Regions from separate parts of the Mus musculus genome. Here regions 1, 2 and 4 are each linked to region 3. The links are chromatin loops, found by intact Hi-C in ENCODE. Cell type or tissue: heart. All regions are shown on one strand.

Region 1 (8,000 bases), 81 kb before region 3:
AACCTCATTTTCCCAAACATGGTACTGAATATGCACTCGGAGGAGAGAGCCATTAGACACAGGAATATTGGAACCACAGCTGACGAATGTCGCTGCGATTTCCCCGGAATTCTCTCCGCTCGCACTCTGCTGCAGAGCTTGGCTTCTTGCCTGGGAGACTGTTAAACACCTGGCCTCTGCACACTCCAAGGCCAGGGGGTCACAGCTCCGATTAGCAGCCTGGCAGGGGGTGGAGGGGTCGGTTCCAGAGGGCGGCTAAGCAACCATAAAACATCGCAGTCACAGCAGGAGGGATTGGGAGCGAACAGAGAGATCCCTACAGGGCCAAGTTTTTTTCTCCAGTTTTTGCTGCTGTCTTCTCTGTCCCCATGACCAGTCCTAAAGGCACCACATCCAAGAAGCCTTCCCTGCCACTGTGGCAAGAGAAGAGGGTGGGGAGGGGGGCGTGTTGGGGGCGGGGAAGAGACATTGAGATTAACAAGGATAACAGAATATAAAAAATCTAGAAACCTCTCCGTTCCCAGGCTACCTGTTAGGAACAGAGTATGCCCAGGAAAAGGAGGCAATCAAATGTAGGAGGAGGCGGGGCAGGCAAGGTGGCTATGGACAAGACCCATAAAAGGTCTAGATTGCCTTGTCCCAGTGTCATTGAGTTCCTAACCTTTCCTAGCTTCTGGCCCTCTTCCACAAGCAGGAGTATTCTCTTAATAAACAGTCTCTGTTTCTGCCACAATCCACGGGTCCCTGGTCCAGATTTTCAGTTTAGTTTTTTTGTTTTGTTTTGTTTGTTGTTGTTGTTGCTGACTTTTTGGTTTTTGTTTGTTTTTGAGACAGGGTCTCATTGCTCTGCCTGTCCTGGAAACTTGCTACAGTCTGAACTCACAGAGATCCCCCTGCCTCTGCTTCCTATGTGCTGGGGTTGAAGGTGTGTGCCACCACACTTGATTTTTTTTTATTTTAATATTCTTATTTATTAGTTGTGTGTGTCTTGTGAGCGTGTGCCGTAATGGGAGAGGATGTGGGTGGTGGTGATGGTGGAGTCAAGAAGATCAAATTGAATGTTCCTCCTCCTGAGATGGAGTTCCATGCAGTTGTGAGCCACCTGATGTGGGTGCTAGGAATCAAACTTGGATGTTTCTGGAATAGCTCTGGGTGTTCTAAACAGCAGAGTCATCCCTCCAGCTCTACCGATACCCCTGACCCCATCCAATTCTTCCTTACTCAAGGACACAGAAACCTGGAAGTCTCAGCAGGTGTCCTTCAGACTCTCATCCAGGTCTCTAACACCACTGTGGGTCTTGGAGCACCAGGGAAAGTCTAGCTCTGGGTATCCCATGTTCCCTGTATCTACAGGAGCCTGAAAGGCTTCTATAAGGGCTAAGCACATAAAGTAGGTCTCAGTCTTGGCTCACTCAGTCTCCATTCACTCACCAAGAGGTGGCCTAGAACCCTTGACATCCCATTTTGATAGCTGTTGAGCCAAGTCTTTTCTCTGTGCCTTGTCATCTCGTTATATATGTAAATGTATATATGTATGTATATGTGCATATGTGTATATCTGTATATATGTATACATGCATTTATGTATATACGTATGTATACAGCAGCACTTCCTCCCCCGAGTGGAAGATTAAAGGAAATATCAAATATGAAAGGTTACGAGGGCCAAGCACAGAGTAAGTGGTAAACCAATTAGCTGACCACAGCTATAGAAAATTAACTCATCCAGGTGGAGAAACTTCCTCAGAAGCTGCCTGGGCAAAGTGTGCTCTGTGTCCCCCATAGGCCAAGATACACAGAACCATATGCTCATGAGCTGTGCCCCGAGGGCCAGCTATGGTGGCTCTGTTCTTGAGGGTGCCTAGGTCGTTGGTCCTCACTAGCTCTTGCCTATTATGGAGGTTGAGAGGCTGAAGGGAGCCAGTCACAGGGAGGGTCAAGTGGATGCCAGCTTAAGTCAGGGATGCTGCTTGTGTTCCCATCCCCAGACTGGGAGCACTCCAGAGTGCCTTTGCATCTCTCATGGCTTGAGTATAACCCATAAGCAATGAAGAGTCAGCCCAACCCATCTAAAGAGAGCCAAGAGCACCAGGCTGGGACTCCGAAGCCTGGCTTCAGGTTCCGGCTCTCTATTTTGTCCAGCTCAGTGACACTGGGCAATCAATTCCCCCTTTCCACTCACCCAGTACTAACCAGACACCAATGGCTAGCTGGCCCCTACCAGATGCCTATGCTGGAGAAGGTACAACATAGGCTTAGCTCAGGCTAGCTCGTGTAGCCTAGAAACAGACAGTGGATCCTTCCATGTGTTCAGCCTGCTCCCTCCTTTACAAGGGTGCCTGGTACACTGTCTATGTTGTTGTGTTGACTTTGATTTTTAAAATGATTGGAGTGGAGAAATGATACCTATTTTCATGTATAACCGCGTACGTTTGGTATCTGGGAACCATGTGGCAGACAGTGAAAGCCAGTTCTTGCAAGTTATGTCCTCACAACCACCTGCATGCCATGGAACATGTGCATGCCCAGATATATACCCACTCACACACTTTCTACACATTGCTAAATGTCCTTTGGGTGGCAAAGATCATTTCTAACTGGGGACCGTTATGCACAATTCTCTCTGCTCAGAAGGCTTCCCTGTGGTCTGCAATTGGGAAAGGCAAGAGTATCATTCAAACACTATACGGGGACACCAAAAAGCACAGACGTCAGGAAGATAATATTTTGATACAATGCTTTTTAAAAATTTGCATTCTATTTATTTAGTGTGCGCGCATGTGCACACACGTGTAAACAGATATCCATGCATGCATGGATGGAGGTCAGAAGATAATCTAGAGTCTTCAGATGCCTCCCACTCCTGATTATTGAGTCAGGGTCTGCCGATAACCTGAAGCTCACTAGGCAGACTGGCTGGTCAGAGAGCGCCAGGGATCTGCCTGTCTCTGTCTGGGGAACTGGGATTACAGCAGGATGTCGCCACACCTGGCTTCTTGAAATGTGGGTTCTCAGGATCAAACTCGTGTTCTCACACTTGCAAGGCAAGTACGTTACAGTTTTTCTGGTGAGACTGGTTTGCTTTTGCTTTTATTTTTTTTAAATGGGGGTGGAGGGTACCAAATGGTAGAAATTGAGAGCGCAGCCATCAGGCAGTACACAGGACAACCCTCATCAGGCAGTACACAGGACTGCCCTCATCAGGCAGTACACAGGACAGCCCTCTTCTGCTGAGAACTGTCCTGCCCAACAAATCAGCAGCGGGCTCCGCTCACGTTTGAGAAAGCTTCCATGGTGAGGACCTCACTGCACACACTGCTATTTTAATCAGTTGATCAGCCCTCGACCTTTCTAAGCCTCCCTTTCTACATGGGACAAGTGGGTAGAGGCAATGAGCCCAAACTTTATACAGCAACTGGTGCTCAATAAATGACTAAATGACTGTGTCCCAACCTTGCCCTCCTTGAACACACTCCCAAACTTCAGGGCAAACCATTCTCTGAAGAGACAGCATCCCTGGATTCCAAAGAAAACATGGGGCGGGGGAGAAACATACTTTATTCCATTCTGACCTTCCTTCTTGAGGGAAAAAAAAATCCATGAATCTTATCTCTCGACCAATGTGATCCATTTGTGGAAACGCCAGCTGCATGCTGGCTTATCACTGCTCTGCGTCCTAACGGGGAGTGAATTTTTATGACCGAGTTGTAAACCTTTGCAGCAACCATTTTTAAACTAAAAAAAAGGAAGCACGGACAGATCCTTAACTACACTAGTAGCTAAATTAAGCATGAGGGACGGGATGGTGGGGGGGGGGGTGCAAAGGAAAACAAAAGTGCCCGGAAAGAGTTAGGGGAGGTAAAATGATGTTCATTAAAAATAGAAACACACACTCACACACAAATCTTTTGTGTTCAACTTCACACTCGTACATCATAATGTTCCAGTAAAAGGGCATTTCCCCTGAGATAATAAAAGAATTGAATTTTTCCTTATCGGTCATCTATTTTTCTAGCCCAAGCTATTACTCCCGCTCTCGGGTTGCTAGGCAACAAGAAATATTAATAGCAGCTTTTATTAGCTTAGCTTTTGCCGCGGAGTACCAGAATGAGAAAATGGGAGACATAAATGTGTTACATAAATCTTTCAACCTCTCAGAGCCGGTGTTAGTCTCTGTTTTCATAATGATTTATTGAAGTGATGGTTCATTTATGAGCAAAAGGAGTCTGGGATAAGAAGACGGAGCAGTCCCCTGCAGGAGTGTTTGAAAATAAATAATTATAGCAGGGGAGTAAAAGCTGTTTAAAGCCATTTTTTCCCTGAGTTTTATAAAATGTAAAAAGACACATTTCTTTGGCTTATGGCTTCTGAAAAAAGGTGGGGGAGGGGCACTGCACCCAGACTCCAGTGTGGAACAAGAAAACATGAGGCCTCTGAGTGGCCCTGGTTCTGACCGGCCAGGACCCACTTTGGAAATTGGTCTTCCTCCCACTCCTGTCCGACAGGAGGTGAAAACATGGCTCCCCCTGCGTTTACTGTGATGGACGCCTCTGGTCACGGAGCTAAGACAAGTTGTTTCTCGGGCCCTTACTCTTTCCGCAAGAAGCAGAGCTGTCACTGGTGTTAGTTTTCAATGCCAAGGCCAGAATGACATCATGACACCCTGTCAGAATGGATGTACTTGATCCCTCCAACCCCTGACTGCCCCCACCCCATCCTCAGCCTTCAAGGGCCTCCCACTTGGCTTTCCAAGATGAGAGGAGGTGGCATCTACTCAGACCCAGTCCGTGAGTGGATTGCTTTTCTACGCACTGTAGCTTACACTGGTCGGACCTACTGTGTGCCACTTGGATTCCTCCAACCACAGACTTTCCAAGTTCCTACAGCACAAGTGCCCTGACCTCCGTGGTACAGATGGAAGAAAAAAAAAAAAACAAAAAAAACAAAAAAAACAAGGCACAGGACTCTGAACCCCCTGCCCTGGGTCCCAAACCAATGGGAACAGCACAAAGCCATGCCTGTGACCTTAGGAAGGTGTTCAAGAATCAAGAAAACAAGATATCTACAGTGACATGGAAGGGGAAGGGAAGGAAAACAGGAAGTGTCCTACTCTTATTTCTGTGGCCATGTGATAAAACTGTCCTGACAAAAAACAACTGCAGGGGGTGAAGGGGAGGGGGGCAGGATAGTCCAATGGGTACAGCAACAGGCTGCCAAGTCTTATGACCTGAATTTGATTTCCAGGTCCCACATGGAGGAAGGGGAGGGGACTGATTCCCTCAAGTTGTCTTCTGGGGGACAGACAGACCGAAAGTCAGTCTTTCTCCGCCTTCCTCTTTCTCTCCCCCCAAACAAAACAGACTGATAGATGGATGGATATATAGATAGATAATCTGTCTTAGTTAGGTTTCTAATGTTGGATTAAAACACTTTGATCAAAAGCAACTCGGTGAGGAAAGGGTTTGTTTCATTTAACAGTTTATAGTTCATTATCCAGAAAAGTCGGGGACAGGAACTGGGAGGCAGGAACTGAAGCAGAGGCCATAGTGGGGTGCTGTTTACTGGCTTGTTCCTTATAGCTCACTAGCCTGCTTTCTTTTAACATCCAGAACCCCCTGCCTAGGGGTGGCATCACTCACAGTAGCCTGGGCCTTCCTACACAATCAGTAATCAAGAAAATGCCCCCCTTGAGCTTCTCCGAAGGCCAATTGGTGGGGGCATTTTCCAACTGAGTTTCCATCTTCCCAAATTACTCTAGCTTGTACCAAGGTAGCAAAACCCCTAACCAGGACAATGCTTTTAAAAAGTAAGTTAGGGAAGAAAGGAATTTATAATAGCGGGCCACACACAGTCTATCATTTCAGGGAAGTTAAGGCAAGAACTTGAGAAGCTAATCTCACCACAATTACAAGCAGGGAGGCACGAATGTGCCCACACTGTCTGCTTGCTCACTAGGGAACGATGGCGCCCACAAATGGTTGGGTCTTCTCACATCAATTAACAATCAAGACAATCTCCTATAGCTATGCACAGGCCAGCCTGATCTAGACAGTTTCCCGACTGAAATTCTCCCAGGTAATTCCAAGTTGAGTCAATTTGACAGTTAAAACTAATCATATCAGGTTACACAAAGGGCCCCCATCCTGTCTCTTGAGTTCTTTCCTTCTGCAGGACTCTGCTCCGTCGATGAACTGGGTCTCTTGCTCTGCTGCCTGGCTCTCTGGGTTGGCCAAGTGACTGGCTTTGGCCAAAGGACTAGCAGCTAATAAGAAGTTTGAAAATTTTCCACCCTGGGGCCCACTCTTTCTCTAGGCTCCTGGTGATGAGAGACTCATAGCTGAGATATCCCAACTGGTTCTAGCTGACATGAGCCAGGTGCGGAGAGGTAAGACTGTCCTAGACACCGGGCTCAGGCAAATGGCTAGCTGACCTCAGAAATCACAAGAGGCAGTTCATGAATCTTAGGAACTCAAGTTCATGAAGCTCAAGAGTCAAGAGAGGTGGTTACAATGAGCTGTTTTATGCCATCAAGTGTTGTGGTGGTTTGTTACAAGGCAAAGCTAACTGTGCAAGCACAAAATGAAAACATCCACACATTAAGAATAATAAAGATTATTTTGGTTGGGCTGGAGAGATGGCTCAGAGCTTAAGGGCACTGGCTGCTCTTCCAGAGGACCTGGGTTCAAATTCTCAGCACCCATACAGCAGCTCACAACTGTCTGTAACCCCAGCTCCAGACGTTACACACGTCACACAGATATTCATGCAGGCAAAACATCAATGTGCATAAAATAAAAAACAAATAAATAATTTTTTAAAAGTAAGAAAAACAATTGGCCTTACTGCCATGTCATTAAGAAATGTTAGGGACAAAAGTTTGAGTTGGGAGATCTTTGGTCTTTGTGCCTCAGACTCTGAGGGAGATAGCCAGTGTGTCAACCCATCAAAGAGGGTAGACTGAGCCTGGGGGCAGGGCCAGAGGAGCCCTGAGCAGGAAGAAGCCCTGGCAGGGAGGGGCATGCAGCAGCAGGGGCAGAGGAGTGTTAGAAGGTCTATAAGGACCTGCAGTTGGGATTTACCATCCCCAGGCAAGCCCAACCCAAGGCTGTGTGTAGGTTCTCTCATGAGAAAATATAAAGCAAGCGTGCAAATAGATTTCAGTGCTGCATCTAACGACTACTGCATGATACTGGCCTGCAAAGGCCCTTCACCTGAGTTGGGAGTCCCCGGGTCTGGCCAGTAGCCCTAGTGTCCTGAGAGAACTGCCGAGCTCTGCAAACATGTTGGAACAGAGACTAGAGCACAAAGGGTCTAAAACTCAGCACCCGGGACTTGATTTTAGTTTGAATAGGCTCCCAACGACTTGGCATATATAGTAGGAACACTGGGAATTCTATCACCTCCTACCCATGTGCTTGTCTAGTACAGTGAAACTGGTAATGCAGTCATGCCATTTCATCAAAGCTGAGATCCTAAGCCCAGCCCAGAGATGGGAAAACTGAGGCTGGGGGAGGATGGGCTTGCCTAAGTTCCAAGAAATCTCTCAAAGCAGGGGCTGGAAAAATGGCTTCGTGAGCAAAACGTGCGTGCTTCACGTAAGCATGAAGACCTGAATTTGTAGCCCCAACACCCACATAAAAAGCTTGGACTCTCTGTGCCTTTAGTTCCTGAAGGCAGAGATGGGAGGTTCCCCAGTACTCTGACCAACCCTGCTAGCCTTAATCAGTGAGCTCAGAGGCTGAGAGCGCTGGCTGCTCTTTCCAAAGGACCTCCGTTTGATTCTCAGCAGCGTTTGTCGCACAACCGTCTCTACCTCTAGTCCTGGGGGATCTGACGTCCTCTTTTGGCCTCCAAGGGCACCACACCTACGTGGTGCACAGACATACACGCCAACAAACATTCATATCCATAGAAACAAACACATATGGAACTTAAAAAACAAAGTGGACAGTGATTAAGGCGGGCACCAAACATCAACCTCCAGTCTCCACACCAAGGAC
Region 2 (8,000 bases), 49 kb before region 3:
ACTCACAAGGACTCCTTCGTCCTTCTCAGCCTAGCCTCACCTCCTCTTTAAAAATGCCCAGGCTGGCCTTGAGCTTTCTATCCTCCTGCCTCAGTCACCCAAGTAGCTGGGATTTCAGCCATGTACCACCAAGCCTAATCACCTTTGTGCCTTTATGAGAAACGTTGCCCTGGACATTCTTGATGTGCCTTTTGGTGACCTCACGGATGCACTCATGGAGCTGATGCTGGCCCATGGGGCTGCACTTTCAGCCACTGATACTGAGAAATGGTTTTCTAAAGTGGTTGTACCAGCTGACACAGCACTGGCTAAGTAAACCGGGTCCTCCAGTGTTAATACAGTACTTTCTGACTTTTCTCTACTTGTGGTGTGTGTGTGTGTGTGTGTGTGTGTGTGTGTGCGCGCGCGCGCACATACACAGGAATTTATAAACTTTAAAATGTCCCTGCTGCCTTTCTTGGCTATGTCACTGTTGTGTCCTGCAATAACTGCTTACTGGGGGTAAGGATAAAACTACTCAATGGTCACTCATGACACAGATGTATCCAGTACCCTGGTCTCAGCGCAGTGGATGGTTGAGAGTAAGGCAGAGCCAAGTCTCAAAGCCCCTGAGCCTCTCCAGGCTCCTCAGAGTCCATTTATTATGGGAAAGATGCAAAGTAGAACTGCCTCTCAGACCACCTGCCTCATCCTTTCCAGTTTGGGGAGCACCCTCATCCTTCCCAGTATGCTTTAGCCTCCTCTGTAGGACCCACACCCTAGTGTCCTAGCTCTCTAGTTCCCCAACTTCCCAGTCCTACAAGCCAACTTCCTCACACCAAGCTAGGTGCCCATAGGTGTTTATAAACATAGATTTTGCCATGAAGCAAAAAGATGTATTTCTGCAGCCTGGGGCACTATTCTGGCTAAAGGGTCTCAGAGTTGAACTTCTGTTTACCCCGAACATAAGCTTTGATAAGTCACCATGCCACAGTCCTAGCAAAAACATCCATAAAAGAGGAGCAAACACTCCCCTGCCTCCCTCACTGCTGCTCATGTCGAAACTGTAAATTAGCTTTCTCTGAGGAGAGGGCTCACTGTGGGCACACAGTTACCCCACTTTGCTTTGTGGGTCTCTTTAACTACTCTACAAGCTAGATATTAACACTCCCATTTTACAGTAGAAAGTGAGACCAAGAGAGGTCAATGAATCCAGTCACGGTCACATGTGCAGAACTGGGAAGCCACCGGAGCACAAGGGATAGACTGCCCACCAGGCTCTACCCTTCCTGAGGAACTGACAGGAAGGTAAGGCCAGGCCTGGCTGAGGCACAACCTCACTCCTGGGCCTTCCTTCCCATCAGAGCCTCAGACTTGGAACGTATGGAAGGCAGAACCACTATAAGTGCCCTTGTGAGCTGCGATCACGTGGCAGAGGATGCTGGGTAGGAAGGGATTCGTATCTCCAATGGGCTAGAAAAGATCAGGAGGCATCCTTCACTAGGTTTGTGATTTTTCTAGGGACTTTCTTGGCACATTTGAAAGCAAGATAATTTCACGAAAATCTTTCTAATTTCAACGCCTACCCTAATCTGATTTTCACCGAGTAAGTGCGCTCCCTTGGCTCATCTTTCTGATGCCTGATCCGGACACATCCGGGGCAGACGCAACCTCAGCAGCATGGGAACCTGACTAACACTTCTCTAGCTACTGTGCGCTGTGTGCCAGACACAGGAATATGCTCTCTGGGTACCAATGCATCTTAGTTACTCTTACCCACATCCCTCTGAGGGATGTCTTAAAGATGCCATGGAGTCTTGGAAGAGCTGGTTACATTTTCAAAGCCCACACTTTTCATGTTAGCACCCCGATGAGCCCGTCTCACCGACATTTCCTTACTGCAGTCTCAGTTGATTTGACAATAGTCTCAAAGCCACTGACTGATGACCTCATCTCCGGGTCTCTTCTGAATTGGTGTGACTTAACCAGATAGCAAAGGACTCGCTAGCAGTATGGGCAGACATTGTCCCTTCTGGGTATTCCTGGGCACGTGGTAGAGGAGGAAAATATCCAGGTGACAAGAGATAACCTGGAAAGTTCCTCAGAGGTGCCCACTCACAGATATAGAAGATTAGGGAGAGAGCAAACCACCCACCCCATGGCACAGAGCGAGAGGCTACACAGACACTAGATTCAGGCTCCCGAGCCTTCAGAAGCTTAGAGCCCAATGCCATTCTAGGTGGTCGCTATGTGTGGCCATGTTTCTCTTGTTCATAGGGTAAGCTCGCACACTGCAATGAGCACATACGTAAATCCAGGGGCTCTTTGACTCTCCTCCAGTATAAAGCCAAGCCCTACAGGGCATAGTCATTTTGAGATGGGCTGGGAGAGGGGGAGGGGCTCCATTTTTATGAAAACCCTTGAAATTACATTACCAACACACTGCCAGCCCCTCCCCCACCCCACCCCACCTCCTCTTATCGTTCCCACCCCATTTTGAAAGGGTGAATGTTCCCTGGGATTCAATTTTGCTCATAATAGTTGGAAGGAAACAAACTATAGGCTGTAAACACTGACTGCATTGTATGAGAAATACCTTTATGATGGGGAGCTGAGATGAATACCGCCCAAGTTCCTCCACTAAGCACGTCCCCTAATGTCTCCTATCGAAACATCTCACACAGGCAGGAATCTAGAGCTTTAACGTAAATGTATTTTTAGCCACCAGAATGCAAAATTAAGACTGGAGAGATGTAAGCACCAGCTCTCTGCAGTTTTCTTCAGTGAAGCCTGGGAGACTCGTGCATTTTTCTGAGCCCGTGCTTCGGAAGGGTGTGTGCACATCAGCTCCCCGTGACACACTCCATTTTCTCCCTGTACATAGGGTGGGGTTTTATTTCCTCCCTGCATTTTACTCTCCAGCTGGGAGATGACATTAAATTTCATCAGATCCAAAGCAAATCTATGGTCTTGAAGCCGTTTTTTTTCTCCTTTCAGGCCCCTCATATTTATTCAGAATTCATGAATCATGTTCCAATAACACAGCCGTAATTATTTTTAAAGTGTGATGCTTGTGGCTTCAACAGGAAATGGTTGCAAAAGCCCTTTTCTCTTTGATTGTTTGTAATCTCGGGCGTAATCGCTGCCGTTGCCTTCTCAGCACCGCAGCGGGCGAAACACAATTTCATTTTAATCTGAATCTCGAGCCTTCACCCCAGTTTTAATTAAAGCAATAAGAGCCATGTCATCTTTGCCCTTTGCAATGTACACAGACTCGGAAGCCAGAGTGACTAAGCGTACAGCCTCAGATTTCAACCCTGGCGGCAAGGCCTCCTGCCTACCCACCCGTACATTTACTGGGAAGTGGTTTGGTTTCACAAAACCTCAACCACTGAGGCGTTTTCCTCACCTGTTAGATGGGGGACAGCTGTGCCTAACTAACGAAGGCTGTGTGGTGTGAAGCAGACCTTTGACTCCAGTGCCTAAGCCCTGGGAAGCTCACAGCAAATGTTAAAGCCCATCAATTATTTTTAATTTAGTGTGTGTGAATATTTTGCTGTCACGTATGGCTTTACACCACATGCGTGCCTGGTGCCCTTGTCATAAGAAGGCAAGGACATCAAATCCCCTGCAACTGGAGTTACAGATGGTTGTGAGCCGCCTCATAGGTGCTGGGACTTGAACCCGAGATCCTCAGCAAGAGCAACCAAGGGTTTTTAACTGCCAAGTCATTTCTCTACTCCATTTTGTGTGCGTAGCAGGGAGGGGACAAATGCAACACCCTCTCCTGATTATTAATGGGGAAACTGAGGCTCAGCAAGAAAACAATATAGGCAAAGGGAACTGAATGAGGCAAAAACTTGAGATCCAAGTTTCTGCCTTTTTCCCTATTCTGGGCATCCACCACTGCCCCCTACTGGAAGGAGGCTTCCAATAAAAAGCTATGAGGACCAGTCTACACTCTCCACAACAATGTATAAAATGTGTTTTCCTGAAGGACTTTGAGGGAATGTGCGTCATCAAGCCTTGGGATTTGTTGTCAGCCAGATAGATGAAAAAAAAAAAAATAGCAGCTTTAGTTTTTCTTTTGTGTATTTTCTTTCGGTAAATGGTTGGCTCGGATCTCCTTCCCTTCTCCACTGTGGGTTTGAATTGATTTCTCGTAAGTCTTATGTACTAAGGAAGTTGGTCCTCAACTTCGAGTATCCGTGCCCAGTTTCCCACCTGCATCTCCTCTCTGGTGTTCTGGTATTGCAAACGCCATTTCAAGTTAGGGTGTGGTCTAGTTTTTAAACCTTTTCTTCTAAAGCTTCCACTAGAAGCATCTTCCTGCCAACAGGAACGTGTAGTAAAGGTACACTTATTGGTTCACTTCTGATTTCTCAGCCCATTTAAAGCTTTAATTGATTAGAAACCTTGCCTTTAATTTTTTTTAAAGACACTTTTGTGTCGCCCAGGCTGACCTTGAACTCGCTATTCAGCTGACTACGACCTTGAACGTAGAATCCTCTTGCCTCTATCTCTAGAGTTCTGTGCTGCTCTGCCCGATTTTAATTTTATCATCTCTGGACAGGAAAGGGGCTGTGGATCCAACACCATCTTTCCCTAACCTTCTGTCCTTAGAACACTCTGCCTGTGGCTTCTAAGGCTCTATGGAAGGACATAGAAAGATTCTATGTCAAAACAGAACAAAAAAATGGCAGGGGGATCATTACTTGGCGCTCTCTTATCTTACGTTTCATTTATCCTCCCAGGGCTTTGATCCACAAGCCCAGAAGTCACAATTTTACATAATGGCTCCTGACTTGGACAGCCATCTAACTGCTTTTAAATGGGCCTCTCAAATGTCAAATGACCAAGTCCCATCTCATCAAGCCTGCCCTTCCCCAAAGCAGAAGATGGCACAGCCACACTACATTCTGGGAGTTGCCCATCTCTCTTCCTCCCTTCTTTCTCTACATCTAGTAGTCTCAAAATCAGATAGCTTGATTTACAAAATCACATCTCAGACCACCTACGTGTCTCCATTTCTTCTGCCTGTAGTATAATCTTGGATCCTTCATTTGCCTAAAGCATACCCAACCTCAATCTCCCTGTGTCCACTCCTGCTACTGAGAGCTTTAGCAAACCTCATGTCATCAGTCTCAACCCATTTGTCTGCCCCCCAACCCCTTCTCAGACGCATGTATACACATACGCGTGCATGCGTGAGCACTCGAGCGCGCACACAAAATTTTAGGAAAAACCCTGAAAACGTTTGTATAAATCTTATTCACAGCCATAAAATCAGAAAACTACCCACAGTCAGAAAGGCACCATGACACACTAGCATTTGCAGTACCTGGAAGGGACAGACATTATTTGTTGGGCCAAGATGTCTAGGGGATTCCCACAGAGGAAGCGATGTTTGCATTGATACAGAGTTGACCAGATGCGCATCTTGTGTAACCAGAACATTATTTACAGGAATAAGACAATAGAAATAAGTCATGGCTGGTTTCTCTGAACACTGGTGTTTTGCGTAGGCTCTTAGTTTAGATTTACCCAAAATCAGCCTGAGATGAGACTTCTCTGAGAGATTCAGTACAGAAAGGAGCTTAGAGGATAAGAAAAAGAGCAGGTTGCAGCCTGGCCCAGGACTCAGCCTCCGTGGGAGTTACATGGGTGCGGGGGCGGTGTGTGTGTGTGCCATCTGCAGTGACCCATTTGTCAGAGGCCAATTTTCTAGATAAGTCAGTGGTGAACGGCCACCGCAGCTGGACCTGGATACCTTAGACTGTTGAAGGGACTCTGATACGGTGTCAACAGAACCCATATCCCTGTCTCATTTGCTTCTCCCAGGATCCCAACAGGCAGGTGTCACTCTTTCTGTTAGGAGGAAGCTAACATCCCTTGCATAGAGAGAGACATCTGGCCCATATTGGGCACAGAAGCGCTAGGAACAGAGTCCAGGTCTGAGAGAGCTCTAGCCTTCTTCCCAGATCACACAGCCTGGATGTACAGATCCCTATAGCTCTGGGACATACAGATCCCTAGAGCTGTGGGTCTGCTCTCAGCCAGGAGAGAACTGATGGCTATTAGGCCGCGTCCTAAGACTGCTGCTTGGAACATATTAGAAGCTCGTGCTTGCTAGAAATGGCTTCCGGCTCAGATCCAGGGTCTCTGAATCACAAGGTGCCCAGTGAACCTTGCTGTTTGGCTGAACCTGGGATGTAAACATACTTACAAGATATATCACATCTTCTAGTTTCTGAGACCTTCATTTTCTCATGCTCACATGGGTTCTACATTAACTGGGGCAGTACAATTCCTACAGCTGATAAGACAACACCTTGTGAAAGAAAGTGTGTGTGTGTGTTCACGCGTGCACATGTGAGTGTGTTCAAATACAGGCTCCAGAGAAAAGAGAGGGAAATTCCTGGCCATCCCTTGCCATTAAAGACAGACCAGAGGCCCAGCATCCTGAGGAGGCTGAGTTAATTCATTAACAAGGTCAGCATAAGCTTCAGATTCTCTGCTTCCCACACAGCCATTTGCAAAAGGGCTGCAGTATTTTACAGTCCCCCTTTCCAAGAGCTGACATCTTGTTCCCATTGCTTGAATCTATACTTGTCCTGTGCCTGGCTTTGGACATCAGAAGGAGCTGGGAGTGGTGACAGACCAGTTCCATGTCTGGGCCTCAAGAGGGTGGAGGACAGCTTCTGGACTTGCTGCTCTGGGAACCTGTCCCTGCCATGTTTATAGCCTCAGGCTAGCCAGTGATGGGGGAGGGCAGGGGCTTGGGGTTTCGGGGAGGAGTTGGGAGGAGAGGGATATGGGGGGAGCCAACTAATACAACCCGAAACGATCTACACACTTGTAGTTTTTAGCCACTGTATTGTGAGGTCCTTATTTTGCAGTAAAAAAGAAAAGATACACTATGAGAAGTTTTCACGGCTACATTTGTTAAGTTGCTGATATTAAATTTGGCTTATGCAACTGGCTAGACTTATTCTCACAGTATTATTATTGTTGTTGTTGTTGTTATTATATGGATTATTGCTGTACTAGGTATATACATTATTATTATTATTATTATTATTACTATTATTATATGGAGTATTGCTGTACTAGGTATATACATTATTATTATTACTACTATTGTTATATGGAGTATTGCTGTACTATGTATATACATTGTTATTATTATTATTATTATATGGAATATTGCTATACTAGGTATATATACTAGGTAGCCAATACTAGTTTCAAACTTAACTATCTTCCTGCCTCAGCCTCCCAAGTGCTGGGAGCTCAGGTGAATATCACTACACCCAGCTCCTAATGTCTCTTTTAAGTTAGGCAGACCCTCTGGTGACAGCAAAAAGACCTAGAAGAATTCATGAGAAGTCCTTAACTACCCTGCTCTCCTGTTAGGGAAGGTGAGGTTCAAAGGATAAATAAGGAGGCCACGTTGACACATGACACCAGTGTTCCCGGAGTGCTTTCTGGGTCACACCCACAACTCTGTGGAGGGTATGGTTCACAATCAGCATGCCACGGAGGTCACGGTCTTGTGTGGAGGTCAGCCACCATCTAAGTCATCACAAGTGTGGCAGATGACCGCAGACAGTGAAAAGAGCCAGAAATTAAAACCAACTGGTGCCACGAGAGACAACCCTAGCCCCTCGTCAGAACTGGAAGCCACAAACAGCTGTCTAAGGAAGTGAGAGGTTGGTTTTGACTTCAGAGTGCAGCCTGCTCCCAAGTCCAGTGTGGCCTTGGACTTGGACTTGGACTCAAAGAGGCTCAGAGTAAGCTCTGAGCCCTTGGGATGACAAGCTGAATCTGGACAACCAAGCATTGTCACTGGGACACGCCCAGGCCTTGGAGTCTCGCTCACCATTCCTGCAGGCTGGCACATGATATAGCAACACAAAGGCAGCTCTGCGACGGCAGGATATCGCTCACATGAGGCAGGCCAGAGAATGAGTGGGGTGTGGCACCCCACGATCAGCATCCTTGCCACTTGGACTGCACTA
Region 3 (8,000 bases):
CATTGTCATACCACTGGTTACCTAGAAAAGGTCTAGCACAAAACAGTGATTAATAAATATTTGTTGATTGACAGATGGTAGAACATCCCATATCCCAAGCATTACTAGTTATTGAGAGATCCTGGAGAAAGAGAGATGTTGTTGGCCACAGCGTGCTCCACAGGGAGAGCCACCCAGGTTGGCCTTTAGTGTGTATCAAATAGGGATAAAAGGATGCTAGAACAGAGAGGTTAAGCCTCTTGCTGGAGTAGGTGGTAGGCAGTTAATATTACCACCAAGAACTTTCCTAGTTCTTTTTTAATATTACCACCAAGAACTTTTCTATTCTGCATCCCTCACGCCTGTGTCCTGAATCGCAGAAGTAGGCAATGTCCTCCAGAGGGTACATGGTGGGAATGAGGGTCAGCCTGGAGCACTGACTGCTTCTCTAAAGGACCCAGGTTTCCTTTCCATCACCCATGCTGGGGCTCACAACCATCTGTTAACTCCAGTTCCAGGGGGATCTGATGCCCTCTTCTGGGCTTGATGGGTACTGCATGCTCATCCTGCACATGCATACAGGCAGGCAAAATACCCACAGTCATAAAACAAAAATAAATAAATCTTACAGAAAAAAAACTGTAAAGAGGGTACCAAGGCTCAGTGATAATAGACAATTTGTTCCCCTTGAAAGAAGACTTGTAGACGGACATTCACAGTAGCTTTATTTACAATTTCCCCAAACTGGAAACAAACCCAAATGCCCATCCACAGATAAAGTGACCAGTTGTATTATATTTACACGATGCAATATCACTCAGTGACAAAGTGGAACAACACACAAACACACACACACACACACACACACAAAAGATGAATGCAAAAAACAGATTGAGCTAAAAAAAAAAAAGAAAAGAAAAGAAAGAAAAGAAAAGAAAGAAAAGAAAGAAAAGAAGCCATACTCTAAATGCCCATGCTGTATGTAACACACTGGGGCTCATGTAGAGTTCACAGTCCTAAAATGATCCGGAAAAAAAAAAAGGTGGGGAATAGAAACCCGGTAAGAAATTGCTGCTGGGGCAAAGGTAGGGTGCTCACTAGGAAGGGAACAAGGGCCTTTCTGGGGGTAATGGAAATATTCTCTACCTAGACTGGATTAGTGGGTTCATGGGTGTTTATAGCTAACCAAGCTCATTTACATTTTATTCTGTTAGATCATACTCTGTGTTAACAGAGAGCTAGAAAGCCTACAGGCGACTTAGCAGGTAAAGGGACCTGTTGCCAAACCTTGGACGTCTGGGACACACACAGTGGAAAGGAGAGAGCCTCCGGTTGCTCTCTGACTTGAACGACTGCACATGCATGCATTGTAATTTTTTTTAAAGGAGCTAGAAAATCATCTTCTTTAGCTCGCAAAGCCACATATGGAGCTATGAAGCCAGGTTCGCCCTGTCCCAGTGACCTCTTGGTACCAGTCTGTTTTGGCTGAGCTGGGAGCTCCCAGCCTTCCAAAGTCTGAATGGAAGAAATTCAATCCTCCGTGGATGAAACATAGATTTCCCAGTCCCAAAAGCACGACAGAGAGAGATTCACAAGGAGGCTGGACTGCTGTCCTGCTGTGAATTGAGAAACTTGGATTCAGTCTCATCTCTGACTTTCACCTGCTACTCCATGACTGACTTTTGCCGTGTTGCCGTGAAGCAGAGATCACGGGACCCCAGATCCTCCATGCCAGAAGCCAGGAGCCCCGGTGCTTACCAAACAGTTACTACATTTTCTTTTTAAAAAGAATAACGTGCTTGCTTTATACCTACTAGACAATTTTTTCTCATGCATGCTAACATTGCTGTAATTAATAAATTACACAAGTATTTTGAAGCTAAAATGAAGCTCAGTGGCTTTTTATCATTGTGTGTTTGCTCAAACAAAACCCAGCAGAAGAGAGCAGCTAGTGCTCATGACTTTGATTTAAAGAGGCTGGGAATCTCTATGTGGAGGATTGCTAAGGGACAGTCACCAAGGGGATGGTCGCCAAGGGGACCGTCGCCAAGGGCCCTTCCAGGTCAACTGCCCCACGGTTGTCTGACATCGTTTGGGCAAATGCTTGAGAGACAAGCCTCTTGTCCTGGCTCCAGGAACAGAGTCCCCAGTGTGTGGGCTGTGTCCTGGCTCTATAACCTATTTTACAGCACCTCCCAACACAGGCGCGCGCGCGCACACACACACACACACACACACACACACACACACACACACACAGAGTGGCTATTACACCTTAGGTCTCCAACTCTGATAGTGAGCCTCTGTAAGAAACCTGGACATTTTCTTTTCCACAATCATCAGTTTCTGGTGTCAGACAAAAAAAAAAAAAAAAAAAAAAACGGGGGGTGGAGTTCCTGGTCACAGTGAACCTCAAGAACACCACGGAAGGCCACAGCACACTGGGGAATCTGTCAACAGGAATCTGGATTCAGGCTGAGCCAGGTGCCCCATCACCCCAGCCTGAAGGGCTGAACCTGCGGGTCTCACATCTAAACCCATGCTCTGCACCTTCCTTTCCAGCATTCTGGTGGCTTTTCCCACCCCACTATCCTCAAAACTTCCTCAGCTGCAGGCCAGGGTCTTAGTGCACAGATAGAAACCAAAATCTCCACCCTCCACTTCTGTGCCCTTCCCAGCAGGTTGCAACCTCGGAGGTTCTGGTGCTGAGTCAGAGGTTTCTAGAGCTTCCGAATAAAGAGGTGGCGGTAGCGGGGATGGGGGTGGGGGTTTGGGGTTGGGGGGTGGGGGTCGGCAGCGTCCTACTTCCCAAAGGCGGCGGCGGGAGACAGGCCCCACTCTGGTGGCGCTTGCAGATACATCACTTCCCAAAGACCTCTTCCAGCTACCCTGCCCCGCCCCCAGCCTGGGTACCCAGACTTTAAGGCATAAATCCCCAATCTCCACCGCGGCCACCAAACCAGAGGGTGAACCCCGTTTTGCCCATTCGATATTTTAAACAAAGCCAAGGGCAGAAGATGACCTGCCGCCCCATCCTTCAGCTTCTGGTAAAACTCCACTTGCTGGTTTTAATCCATTTTCCCACCACCACACTGGAAGCGACTCCGGAACCCGCCTTCTCTCTAAGGCACCATCCCCCCTCTCAGGCTTCCAACTTTGCGGATCAGCGCACAAAAGATAATCTGCTCTTCCCCCCCCCCCCCCCCACTCCGAGAGATGCGCGCCGCCCACCTCCGCCCCGGGACGCCCCGGCCTGCGTGGCCCGCGCCGCCCGGACCAGGGCGAACTGCAGAGGGCTCCCGGCCGCAGCCGCTCCCTTAGGGCCTGAGGATGCACTTGCAGAGAGGCCCAGCCCCGGAGGCCCAGCGATCGGCCGGACGCTCGGCTGCTGCAGCATCCCGACAACATCCCCGCAGCCAGGGGCTGCGCGGACAGCCTGTAGGGAAGGGACAGACCCCCAGAGGGTCATGGATCCAGCCACCCGACGCGCACTCACCACGCAGCGCCGCGGAGCCCGCGCGTCTACGTCCCGACCGCCCGGAGACCCACGCGCGCTGTTCAATCCGGGCTCCGAGTGACGAAAAGCCGCGCTCGGCTCCAGCCTGACCCCGACCGACGCACAGACCCGGGGACGCACCGACCGTCTGGCGTCCGAACTAAGTTTCAAAGTTCCCTTCCCTGCGAGGGAAGGGGACTCAGACAGCGCCGCTGCCCCTGACCGTGCCCGCTGAGCTCAAAGGGGAGCTGGGGTCCGATGCCCCTGGTCCTGGGATCCAGGCACTACCTCCCGGGGGCGCCGCGCTGTGGGGCCCTGGCTGGAGTTGAGCACAGAGAACCTAGAAAAATGGTGGGGACGGGGAGCGAGAGTGTACCTCCTCGCTGCGGCTCCAGCCTGGAGGGACGCTAGCTCCCCAATCCAGGGAAGGGATAGGCCTTGATTGGACGACACCGGCATAAAATCAGAGGCGCCACGGGGTAGTGACGGCCAATTAGTAAACGGCCCAATTAATGCTCAGCGCCGAGAAGTTAAAACCCCGACGCGCGAGTGTGGACAACCGAGGGGTGGGGGCGAGCAGTGGAGGGTGCTGGAGCCTGTGACTGTCCCTGGGTGTGTCCGGGTGTGACTAGGTGGCCGTCAGGGCGATTTGTAGCTGGGGCTTCTCCTCCAGGGGATGGATCTGCGTGACCGAACGTGTACACTTGTGGGTCATTGTGAGTCTGAGCTGTGACTGTCGGAGCTACTTCTTTGTGTGACTGTCCCCCGTTGCCACTGGATGTGACAGCAGCTGCGAACCTGTGTGGAAGCGTTGTGTATGAGTGTAGATAGATGAGGTGACTTGTATGTTATCGTAGCCCTGTGCGTGGGCGAGTGGCTGCGTGTGGTTGAGGATAAATGACTGGCACCGTGACTTATGTGGGACGGCGAAGGCTGTGTGTGGTGCCGCCTGGCTGGGTGACAGAGAGTCGCTGCGCGTCGGCTTGTGAATGAATGCGAAGCGTGGGTGAGTGTGTCACTGTGTCGTCTTACGGGAAGCTGTCGGGCTGACTTCTGCCCGTGATCTACAACTCCCAGCATGTGTGACCGACCGCGAGGGTAGCGGTGTGAGTGGCACGTGCCCGTCGTCCAAGATGTTGTGTGCGTGTCCCCGTGTGCGCCCCCAGAGTGCCTACGTCCGCAGCCACGAGATTACTCCTGCCCCCCACGCTCCAGCCCGGGACACTCGGGCCCCCAGCCTACCTTGCCGCCTACCTTGCCGCAGTGGTAGTAGTCCAGGTGTGCCAGGCCGGCCGGCTCGGCCCCGGGCCGCGCACCTACCGCGGGCGCCGAGGGATACAGGCGGACGTCCATGGCGGGCGCGGCGGCGGCGGCGGCTCCCGCGGGCAGTGCCTGGGCGGGCAGCCGTGGGAGCCCTATGCGAGCCCGTGTGCGAGCGCGGGGGGCGGGCCGGGGGCGGTGCCCGGAGGGGAGCTACGCCCTCCCGCCACGCCCTCCCCCGCCCCGCCCGCAAGCGCTATTGTTCCGGCCTCGGGAGCCGCCGAGGGCAAGGGGGGCCCCCTGGTCGCCTTGGTCTCCGCCCAACCCTCCGCCCCTAGAGTTAGTTGCCAGTCCAAGTGGACCGTTCCTGTCCCGCCTTTTGTCACCAAGAAGAGAGAAATCTCTAGGCCACCCCTGTCCAGAAATGGGACATTCCCAGCCCCAAATATTGGGGACAGTGTCAATCCCCACCCTGCTTGCAGGGCAAGTAGGAAGTGGTTGAAGGAGCATCCATTTGGAGATGGGCACTATCTTACCTTTTGCCTTACATGGGTCTTAGAATAGTTCCCTGCCTCCCAACACACACACCTCAAGCTCATCTGAGTTATTCAGAGAGGGACGGGGGGAGGGGGCAACGTGCATAAAGGTTTATTTTATATATGAGGAAATCGAGGCACCAGAAAGGGAGAGCATGCAGAAGTGAAAGCGCTTGGATGAAGACTGTGGAAAGTCCCCTCCCCCTTACTGGTAAGGACGGGAAGGCTCAGAAGCCCCGTACACTTAGCGTACACTTAGCCACCATCCAGAGCTTTTCGGAACCCCAGAGAAGCAGTGTGAATCTGCCCCTTGTCGTCCGTCCATCTGTAACAGCACCCTTGTTCCACAGACACTTGCTAGCTGGAAGAACCATCAGGGGCTGTCTGCTGCTCACCCCACCCCCATCCAGTTCCTGGGTTCCAGGTTCTGGAATACTTTCGAAGCCTGCCTGGGAAGAACAACTGGAGAAAAGAGCGTGAGCCTCTTGCCCACTTAGGAGACAGCTTGAAACTAGCTCAGGCTCCATAACTGCTTCTTGGACTTGCTTCCTGGCCGGGAGCGAGGACCGCAGCAACCATGAAATCCAGGCACCTCAAGAGCAGTGTGGGAACTGGTCTTCCAGCGAAGGCTGGAGAACAACAGAGGGAAATTACAACCCAGAAAGGAAAGAGCTTCTAAATAAACGTCAGTCATTGTTTCTAGAAACACCAGGCTCAGCCTTATCAAAAAGGAATTTCCGACAAGCCTCTCTCCTCCCCCCCCCCACCCCCCCTGTCTCTCCCAGATCTGGCTACCCAACTAACCTAGCAATAGTCACTGAAACACACACACACACACACACACTTCTCTGCATTGAATTGAGTATTTCATGTGCACGTGGATGGCTTCTGTGCTGTCTGTCTGTCCTGTTTACTTTTCTCTCCTTGTGCCATTAGCCCACTGGACTACTTCAGCTTTGTAATAAATCTTAATGTCCCATAGAATAAGTCCACACACATTTTGTTCTTTAAGACTACCTTGGCAATTGGCCTTGGTGCCTTAATAAAAATCAGCTGGGATTGTCATTGTTCTCACATCGAATCTTTATCCCAATTCGGATGAAGAGGGTGTTTTCTCTGTGCATTAATTTTATCCATGAACATGGTACACCCACTTAGGGTTTCTTTACAAGTTCTCTCAGCCATGTTCGTATGCGAAAACCTGGCACATCTTTTATTAGATTTACAACTGGGTTTTTTTTTGTCATTTTTATGCTATTATCAATTATTTATTTTGTTTGTTAATATGATGGTCAAGGCTTTCTAACACCTCCACAAATCCTTTGACACTCCTCCCTAGGAGTAGAGTCTAATGCCTCCCTCTTAGAAAGGCTGATTTTGGCGAGTGGTTCTTAGTAAATACCATGACTTCTGAGGCTAGTTCATTAAAGCTAACACAGTCTCACCTGCTTGACTTCTCAGCAGGCTCTTGTTTGGAGCTGTAAGCTACCATGTAGGAGGGCTGGAATCATCAGAGAAGCCCTGAAAAGATTATGGTCTTTCTTGAATCCAAAATGTTTAGCACTTGGATTGAAGACACAGGCAGAATCTCTGTGAGTTCAAGTCCAGCCTGATCTACATAGTGAGTCCCAAGACCACCAGGGCTACATAGGAAGACCCTGTCTCGATAAATAGACAGATTATTGGTAAATAGATAGACAAGATATTCAGTTGCCATGACCGATAATAAGTGCATATTATTTTAAGCTACAAAATTTTGAGGTTGTTTCTCAACCATATAGGCCTAGAATATACTGGAAATAAACTTTTACACAATGTTCCAAAAACCAGAAACACTGCCAAACTCACTAACCCTAATCATTTGTACATGGATTCTTTGGCTTTTAAAAACCCTAGAGCTATGCTCTCTCCCATCTGTAAATAAAATGAAAGTTTTCTCTTAAGTTCCAATCCTTGTATGTTCCGTTGCTTTTTCTTGTCTTGTCTCACTGGCCAGTAACAGTAACAGAAAATGTGAGAGAAGCCGCCAGCCCCCAACTTAGTCTTCCTTCTGAGCACAGAAGGACTATCAATACTCACCACGAACTGTGTGCTTGCTCTACTCTCTCTCTCTCTCTCTGTGTGTGTGTGTGTGTGTGTGTGTGTGTGTGTGTGTGTGTGTGTATCTTGACAAATCTTGCCCTTTGAGGTCAGGAGATAAAAGTGCCACATGAGATCAGTGAGGGATGCTTAACGCCCAAGAGCTAATGGCAGACCCAAAGCTACAGCTAAACCCGAATCTGTCATCCAGCATTTCCCACTGGCCACACCCCAGCACTCTTGGTCTCATCAACTCTAGCAAAAAAATTGTCAACAAAGTCCACCATGGTTCAAAAGACTCCTAGGAGCCAAACTGCTGTGACTTCTCTGGAATCTGCCAATAGCAGCCACCCCTGTCAGCCCTTCCCAGAGAAGAAGGAAGACTTCGAGAGGACATGGAGAAGTCTGGTGAGGATCTTACCAGGGAAGACAGACAGTTCTCCGAGCTTGGCTTTACCCTAATGGCTTTATCTTATTCTGTTGCCTCATCAGATAGGATACCCTACCCCCCTTCCAAGGAATACCACAACCATGTTTGTTAGCTTCAGGATAAAAGTGGACCTTGAAACCTCTCTTCCTGTTAACCTCAGTGGGAAGCGAGAGAGAATGAACAAGCTGACTCAGGCCAGCTCTGCTGTTCCTCGCCTACA
Region 4 (8,000 bases), 130 kb before region 3:
GGCTGGCCAGATGGGCGAGCCCTGGTGGCTTAGATATAGAACACAGCCTGGAAGATGTCTTTCAGTCTTGGTTCCTGACCTGTGTGGCTCTGGAGTCAATTGAGGTATTTTATAAGGTGGGAAATAATGGACACTGTTAAGAGCTGTGATAATTGACCACTGCCTTGCAGCAGAGAAGAGAGGGACCCGGGAGTATAAAGGCACATTTGGGATCTGTAGCAAGCAGTTTCAGCTTCCCGGAGGGAACCACAGGGAACCTGGCTGTGTTGAGAGACACCAGCTCAGTGATGATCTTTGGAGGCACCAAGCTTGGCAGGTGGATATGGAAACCTACCTTGAACCTGTATAATAAAAACCAGCACCTGGAGGGTAACATGCCGACAGACCTTGAAAGCACGCTGAGGGATGCTTGCTGACTGTGTCTGTGGATGCGGGTACCCCTCCTCTCTCCTCTCTGCCTGCTTGCTCCACGGCTTGGAGGAGCTGGTCCTTGCCAGCCCTCCTCTCCCTTTCCTGGGGCAGAAGAGTAAGCAGCGCAGCTCAGCTCACACAGATCTACACACAGTCAGGTTGCTGCCTCAGCTCCCGATTCTGCCCCGTGACAACTTCCTTCTTTGCGGCAGCAATGGCCAGTGTGCAGATGTGTATGTAGTAATACACTTCTAATAATACCAGCCATGCATGAGCACAAGAGAACCATGCAAGAACCCCACTGCTTGGTTTTAAAGATGAGAAAACTAAGGCTTGGAAAGATGGGGTGAGTGGTCCAGGCACCACGGATGCAGGGGCAGGTAAAGCCAAAACAAGAGCCCATATTCATCTTGCTTAAACATTCAGTCTCACTGGACAAAGGAGTCAGTGCCATGGCCGGAGAACAGGCAGCTGGGGGGGCAGGGTAAGATGGCTTCTAGACATAGGGTGGTGTGTGTGTGTGTGTGTGTGTGTGTGTGTGTGTGTGTGTGTGTGTGTGATGCATGCTATGGGGCCTGAGCCTGGGGACTGGACCCGGGTCATCAGGTTTTGTGGCAAGCACCTTTAACTATAATTCATCTCTTTGTTCTGCTTTTAGTGGGGACTTCTGGCATATTAGGCAGGTTTTTGTGGACAACAATGATGTTGAACCTCTAGCTTTTCCTTCACTGTGCCGTGATTACAAGCGGGTACCACCACACCTCATTTTTGCAATGCTGCGGGTGGGGGATAGGGGCGGGTTGTGCATGTTAGGCAAGTACTCTAGGAGCCAAGCAACACCTCCTGTGTGACAAAGCCACGTTTTCCTCCTGCCTCTAGTTGCCCATTGGATGCTTGTGGACCCAACTGACGAGTCTTTTAGAGAGAGTGGCCTGTACAATCCGTTTGCGTTAAAGACAGTTTTCTAAAACTTGGATCAAGAAACTGTGGTTGACACTGAATCTTCACTGGCTGTAGATGAAGGGCAGGGAATACAGACAGGGAGAGCCTTGGGATAGAGGCGTGGCCAAACGAAAACTCACTTCTGGCTCCAGGGAGTTAGCCATCAGAAAAGTTATAGGAAGTTTGTGGCAGCCCAACTCCACCTCCATGGCACGGCGTTCAGGAGTGGGAGGGTCTTTTTCCTTGGCGTCCACAGCAGTTCCTGATAATCTCACCTCATCCTTGTCCTGATCTTCCCTTCAGCTGTCTTGTAGACATTTGAGACATCTCAGACTCTCTCTGCATTCAGGTCCTGCGAGGTCTGCAGGGGAAACCGAGATGCAGAGAGGCAAGCCACTTGGGTATCTCTCCATATCTCATCCTCTGCTTCTGGCCAGCCCCTGCCTGCCTCTTGAAGCCACTCCAGTCTCCAGAAGCCCAGAGACTAGTTGTGCAGTCTCTGAGAAGGAAGGCAGTTGGTGGCTCGTTCTGGCTGATGAGATGGGTTGTTGAAATCAGTTGGCCAGATTGTCTGCCTGCCCGGGAATACAGTTTGGCAGCTTCTGCTGAAGTTAAAACACATACCCACCCTATGATCCAGGATTCTCACTCCCACGTATTTACCCAAAATAAATGGAAACATATGTCCAAGAAGACGTGAACAAGAATGTTCACAGGGGCTCTGGGCATCGCTGCCAAAAGCCAGAAACACATGTGACTGTCAACAGGCAAATCAGAAAACAAACAGCTCTGTCCATCACTAGGGGATCTGTTCCATAATAGTGAGGAGCGACGAGAGACGACAGGATCCCCTCTGAAAGCCACTGTAGGAGGTGAGAGAAGCAGAAACGTACATGGTAGGGACAGCGATGTGAAGGACTCCAGACGGCAACACCAGGCTTCGGTGACAGAGTCAGTGCAATGGTTGCCTGGGAGGAGGTGGTAGTAGAGCAGAGAGGGATTGGCTGGGAAGGGGGGGTGAGTGAGTTTCGGGAGCAGGATGGGAAATCACACATCTGGTCAGGGGTGGTGATGACATATGCATTGGCCCATTCACACACATTTACACACACTCACACACTCATATGTATAGACACACATTCACACCCACTCACACATATTAATATATACTCACACACATGCATTCACACACACACACACTCATACTTGCACATACTCATGCATACATATACACACACTCACACACACACATACACACTCACGTGAACAGACACTTACACACACACACACACAGAAGTGTTGTCAAAGAATAAATTTAGTTAAAAAAAATCTAGGACTTACAAATGAGAGAAAGCATGTTATTTGTCTTTCCAAAGTTGGATTAATCCACTTAGTGTGGTCTACAATTGTGTCTGTTTTCCTTCACACTCTATGACTTCACATGTTTCCTTTTTTTTTTTTTTTTTTTTTTTGGTTTTTCGAGACAGGGTTTCTCTGTATAACGCTGGCTGTCCTGGAACTCACTTTGTAGACCAGGCTGGCCTCGAACTCAGAAATCCGCCTGCCTCTGCCTCCCGAGTGCTGGGATTAAAGGCGTGCGCCACCACACCCAGCTTCACATGTTTCCATGAGGTAGCAATTGTGGATAGTGCTATAGCAAACATCAGTGTGCAAGAGAAAACAAGAGTCTAGGATCTTGTGAGGAGAGTGTAAGGAGCAGGAAGGGTGGGTGGGCTTTTCCGGGGGCCTAACCGTCTGCAGCCCGGTCTGGCCTCTGGCTTTCCTGGAAGGGGCCACCAGCTCCCTGGCAGGCCTATGTGCAGGTGCCTTCTCTTCCTGTGGGAAGTGAACTCTGCCCACAGCCACAGCAGGCACAGGTGCATGCACAAGTGGCCAGAGGCAAAGAGAGGTAAAGAAAGCATTGCCATCCTCCCTTCACCCCCCCGTGACCTCAAGCCCCCCCCCACCTCTGGGAAGGGAGATGTGTGGTCAAGTCAGCCTTTCTTTGTCTGACTTCAGGGATGCAGATTTTATCCCTGGTGACGAACCCGAAGCCATACCTTTCTGCTTAAAAGCAATCTGGGTGGCACCTCCTACAATCCAAGGGTACATTTTACTCCTGTGACATTTCTGGAGTCTGCAAGATCTACTCCTTTTTTTTTTTTTTTTTTTTTTTTTTTTGGTTACAGGCTCCAGGCCTGGGTAGCCCCTTCCTACTGCTGATCAGTGAAAAGAACAAACAGACAAACAAACAAACAGCTAAAACTCTCCAAACCAAATCAACCAACCAACCAACCAACTAGGTACCCATTAGGATACCCAGTGCAGGCCCAGAGGGGCTCAGAGCCAGTGAAGGTGCCAGGGCCTAGGTAGATTTGTCTCGGGAGACTGAGTGCTTTGCAAGGGTTTACTGCACACCAAGTGGTATTAAACTATCGCCAGAGCCACTTCAGTATGGCTGTACTTGCAGGGAGAGGTCTTGGACGTGGAGCCTAAGCATGAAGCTCAATTGTGTAACTCACTTTATCTCAGAACTGGATTCGAATGCATTGCTTTACCCGTAGAGTGCAATTTAGCGTGATTATTTAAGGTGCAGTTCTTAATTTTTACCACCAGGAGGCACAACTGCTCCACACATGAAAACAGACTTGCTCTGGAAGACGCTGATTTCAAAATAAAATCATTGTCATTACTGCCTGCTTTATTCTTTATGTTCCTTACTTCAGTTCTGAGATTTGAGGCAATGCTGTGTTATGCAGATAAGAACCTAAGATTTGCACTTCCGGAGGACCCAGGTTCAATTCCCAGCGCCCACATGACAGCTTACAACAGTCTGTAACTCCAGTTCCAGGGGATTTGACACCCTCACACAGACATACAGACAGACAAAACACCAATACACATAAAATAAAATAAAATAAAATAAAATAAAATAAAATAAAATAAAATGACCAAGATTCAAAAGCAGGTCTGTGCACCTGCCTTCAAAACCCACCTTTCACCGAGTCTTCAGTGGAGGTCACTTAGATGAGATGCTAGCAGCTGCTTGGGGTTTTTCTTTTTGTGTGTGGCTAGCAGATGTTTCATAGTACATTGAATATAATACTTTTTTGGCAGAGCAGTGTCTCCACTTAGCCACACTCTCCATTAAGCCCTCTTGTGTGCCACCCTGCTCGAATTTACCTGCCCAATCCTGAGGCACTTGAATTAACAACTACATTTGTGATCAGTGAGTTTATAGGCACAGTTATACAGACGTTTTGTGGACTAGCATGAAAGAAAACAGGAAAAATGTGAGGGTGGAGTTTGGAAGACACGTCGGAGAGATGGCTATGGTTAACTGTCATGCTGGAGATGTGGGAAGTGTTCACACCTGACACATTAGTGGCTTCCCTGTCACACACCCCAGTCAGGATCTGTGGATCTAGGTGATCAGTGGGAGGCTTGGGGGAGGGGTGTGGCATTCTTTGCTTGTGGAACCCTCCCAGGAGAGGGACTGGGGGACTCACATCCCGCACGGAGTCAGTCCTGATCCAAGCCTGTTGCCCTTTGCTTAGTGAGCCACTGGCTGGAAACAACCGACACTGTTGTTAGCTTCGCACTATAATGGAAGGAACTGAGTGTCCCCAAATTCACAAAGTGAAGCCCGGTATCCAGGGCCTCTGAATGTAGTGCCTTAGGAATGGAACTTTAAACAGGGGTTAGGTCAAAGTGAGGCTTTTTGTGTGAGCTTGAACTCAGACCACCTGATTTCTTCATGGCAGGAAATTTAAAGAGCTGGGCTACCATGGAGGTCAGAGGTGCAGGGGGCTGGCTGTGTGAAGCTACCGTGACAGTGAACTGGACAGAGAGGCAGGGACAGGGACAGCAAAGGGGATATGGAAAGGGAAATAACCACCTCCTGCTGGTCAGGGATTCCAGCACATCCTGGAGGCCACCTACACAGAGACGAGGAGTCTAGTCTTCTGTCTAGAGATAGAAAGCTACTGGATGACTGGGGAGATGGCTCAGACATTAAAGGTTGGGCTCACAACTGAAAATATAAATAGATACTGGGATGTGTGCCTGACCACAACAGAGATGGGGGAATCAAAAAGGCAAAAGTTAGAAAAAAGCATCCATCAGGGAGAAAGCACCTGGCTTTGCTAATAACGGAGGGAACTTTGGCAATACCTGTGACCCAGCTGTAACCAAGGAGCCACCATGTTCCAGGACAGTTATGTTAAGTGACTGAAGCCAACTTCAGGATGACAAATAGCAGTTCTTTCCTCTCATTCGTGGTTCCTGTATTTTATATAGCTATGTGATATCACATATGGATATATGGCCTGAAGATAGAAATGAAACTAGGAGGGTGGGGGGGGGGGCTGCTGGGGGGAAGAGAAGAGGAAAAGAAAAGAGGAGGTGAGGAGGGCTAACGGGGAGTGGGGGAAGACAACGAGGCTCTACATACCATAACTATGTACAGAAACACAAATTAATCATTGTAAAACAGAGCTGCCATGTGCGGTGGCACAGACTTTAGTCCCAGTACTGGGGAAGCAGAGACAGGTCGATCCCTGTGAAGTTTGATTCCGGTCTGCTCTACATAGTGTGTTCTGTGCCAGCAATCACACATAGTGAGACACCGCCTCAAAACAAACAAACAACAAACGCCAAAGCCAAAACAACTGGAGCTGGAGAGATAGCTCAGAAGTTTGGAGTACTTGTTGTTTCTGCAAAGGATGCAGGTTTGATTCCCAGGACCCACGTGGAGGCTTATTAAGATCTGCAACTCCAGTTCCAGGGGAGTTTTCTTCTGACCTCTGAAGGCACTAATCATGCATTTAGCACTCAGACATACATGCAGGTAGAACATTCATATATATATATATATATATAATTATAAAAGAAATCAAAATTAAAACAAAAGACTTAAGCCAACAAAATTCTCTGTTGTATATTATTAAGTTGTAATAAGTTTGCTATAAGAAGTAAAAATCATGGACACGGGAAAGAACTAAGGGGTGGAGACATGGCTCAGGGTGCAGGGCCTGTGTGTTCTGAAGGCATCAGAATTATGCTTCTCATCGCCCAGATTGCTATGCTCGCAAGTCTGCACTCATGCAACACACACACAAGTTTTTAAAAGATAAAGTCTTATATAAAAAAAAGAAAACGAAGTGTAATATTTAATATTGATCTTTTGGGGACCAGCATGGTCTTACTATGTAGCCCCAGCTGTTCTGGAACTCACTCTGTAGCTCAAGCTGGCCCTGAGCTCACAGAAATCCACCTGCCTCAGCCTTCCAAGTTTTGCAATAAAGGCATGCACCACCACTGCCCAGCCATCTGTTTAATCTTCTAAGTAGCCTCTCCTCACCTCCAGATTGACAGCGGGGCGGCCTGCCATTCTTGCTCATGGTGTTTGTGTCTTCTGATCATCATGACGATGCAGGACTTCAGAGCGTCTCTGGGAATCCTTGTTTACTGTGCATTTCTCCAGATTCCTTCCCCAAAGGGAAGGTCTTCACCAGTACCATTGTCCATGGAAGCAAAGTGAATGTGTGAGTGAGCATGTGTGTACATGGGTGTGTGTGAGAGTGTATGTGTACATGCGAGTGTGTGTGCATAAATGTATGAGTGTGTTGTGAGTGTGTGAGTATATTGTGTGAGTTTGTAAGTATTTGAGAGTGTGTTTGAGTATATGTGTGTGTTGGAGTGTATGTGTGAGCATATGAGAAAGCGTATATGTGTGAGTGTGTGTCTCTATGACTGTGTGTGAGTGTCTGTGTCCAACTGTGTGGAGGACATGCTGGCAGTGCACAAGGTATCCCTAGGCCACCATGCCCAGCCCCCTCCCTTCACGGTTTTCTGGAACATTCTCAAAATTCCCCTGGAGGGTCAAACCCTCAGGCTTCACCGGTGATGGGTTCACCCAGTGCCTCTCACTCTGAAGGGCTGACCTCCAGCACCTAGGGCGCTTGAGCTAATTAATTGTGTACATATTGAGAAGCAGAACTGAATTATCGCTGTCGTGGAGCTGGTAAGATGAGCAAACAGTTAGGAGCACTCTCTGGTCTTTTTGCATGGAAGTTCTTTCCAACTTTCAGGAGCAGATCGTTTGTATGTTAGTGAGTGCAGGAATTAACACGTGAGCTAGGATGCAGGCTGGGTAGTATATGCTGCATGCATGTGATGGGCAAATGTGTGCAAGACATACTTCTGTGTCTTGTGTATGCGTATATAGGGGCTGTTTGTGGGTGGCATGTTTATGTATGCAGTAGGTACACATATACCATGTATGTATACGTGTTTAAGAGTGTGACTTTGCTTTTGCATGGTGGGAAAGGGTAAACAGAGGACCTCAAGCAAGAGGATGGCTCTGGGAAAGGAGAAGAGGCTCTTGGAGCAGTGGGGGTGGGCTACTTGCAGCAGGTCAGCGTGTTCTTAATGACAGGCTATGGCTCTAAGGTCCAAGCCACAGTGTCCCTAGCAGTGGAAGGTGCATAGCTCTGGGAGTCTCACGCCACAGCTTTGAGATGCAGTGCACAAGGGCAAACAGGAGCTCCATGGGGTGTGGCCATGATCACTGTAGAACGGAGTGGGCTGCGATGGTCACCACTCCCTGAGGTGGAGGCAGCCAGAGGGTGAGGCTTGGGTTGGTG

The links. A loop is a pair of places that touch in the nucleus more often than their neighbours do. Peaks named below come from ENCODE experiments on the same cell type or tissue, not always from the same donor. Only the 100,000 strongest peaks of a DNase experiment are listed, where the experiment ranks them.
Region 1: a loop joins it to region 3, with 1.8 times the contacts of the local background. A loop is called at or near these places in 2 of 42 quality-filtered maps.
Region 2: a loop joins it to region 3, with 2.5 times the contacts of the local background. A loop is called at or near these places in 3 of 42 quality-filtered maps.
Region 4: it touches region 3 in a loop (2.1-fold over the local background); 11 of 42 quality-filtered maps call a loop at or near these places.

What each region holds. Positions count from the first base shown.
Region 1 is chr2:163,281,185-163,289,184 of GRCm38, reverse strand. The region is part of intron 3 of Tox2 (TOX high mobility group box family member 2); the gene reads right to left. Among named protein-coding and RNA genes, the nearest start is that of Gm35750, 71 kb to the left of the region's middle. In heart, a CTCF peak has its summit at 3,221 (motif pointing left); a DNase peak (open chromatin) is centred at 3,234; H3K4me3 peaks cover 1,087 bases; H3K27ac peaks cover 547 bases; H3K27me3 peaks cover 1,014 bases.
Region 2 is chr2:163,248,727-163,256,726 of GRCm38, reverse strand. The region is part of intron 2 of Tox2 (TOX high mobility group box family member 2); the gene reads right to left. Among named protein-coding and RNA genes, the nearest start is that of Tox2, 50 kb to the right of the region's middle. In heart, a CTCF peak has its summit at 3,898 (motif pointing left); no DNase peak of the experiment used is centred here.
Region 3 is chr2:163,199,992-163,207,991 of GRCm38, reverse strand. Tox2 (TOX high mobility group box family member 2) reads right to left here and starts at 4,865. Exons shown (of 9, transcript NM_001372575.1): 1 at 4,730-4,865. The coding sequence starts at 4,828. In heart, a CTCF peak has its summit at 517 (motif pointing left); a DNase peak (open chromatin) is centred at 4,961; H3K4me3 peaks cover 3,530 bases; H3K27ac peaks cover 2,319 bases; H3K27me3 peaks cover 3,215 bases.
Region 4 is chr2:163,326,842-163,334,841 of GRCm38, reverse strand. No RefSeq gene overlaps it. Among named protein-coding and RNA genes, the nearest start is that of Gm35750, 25 kb to the left of the region's middle. In heart, a CTCF peak has its summit at 3,963 (motif pointing right); no DNase peak of the experiment used is centred here; H3K27ac peaks cover 718 bases.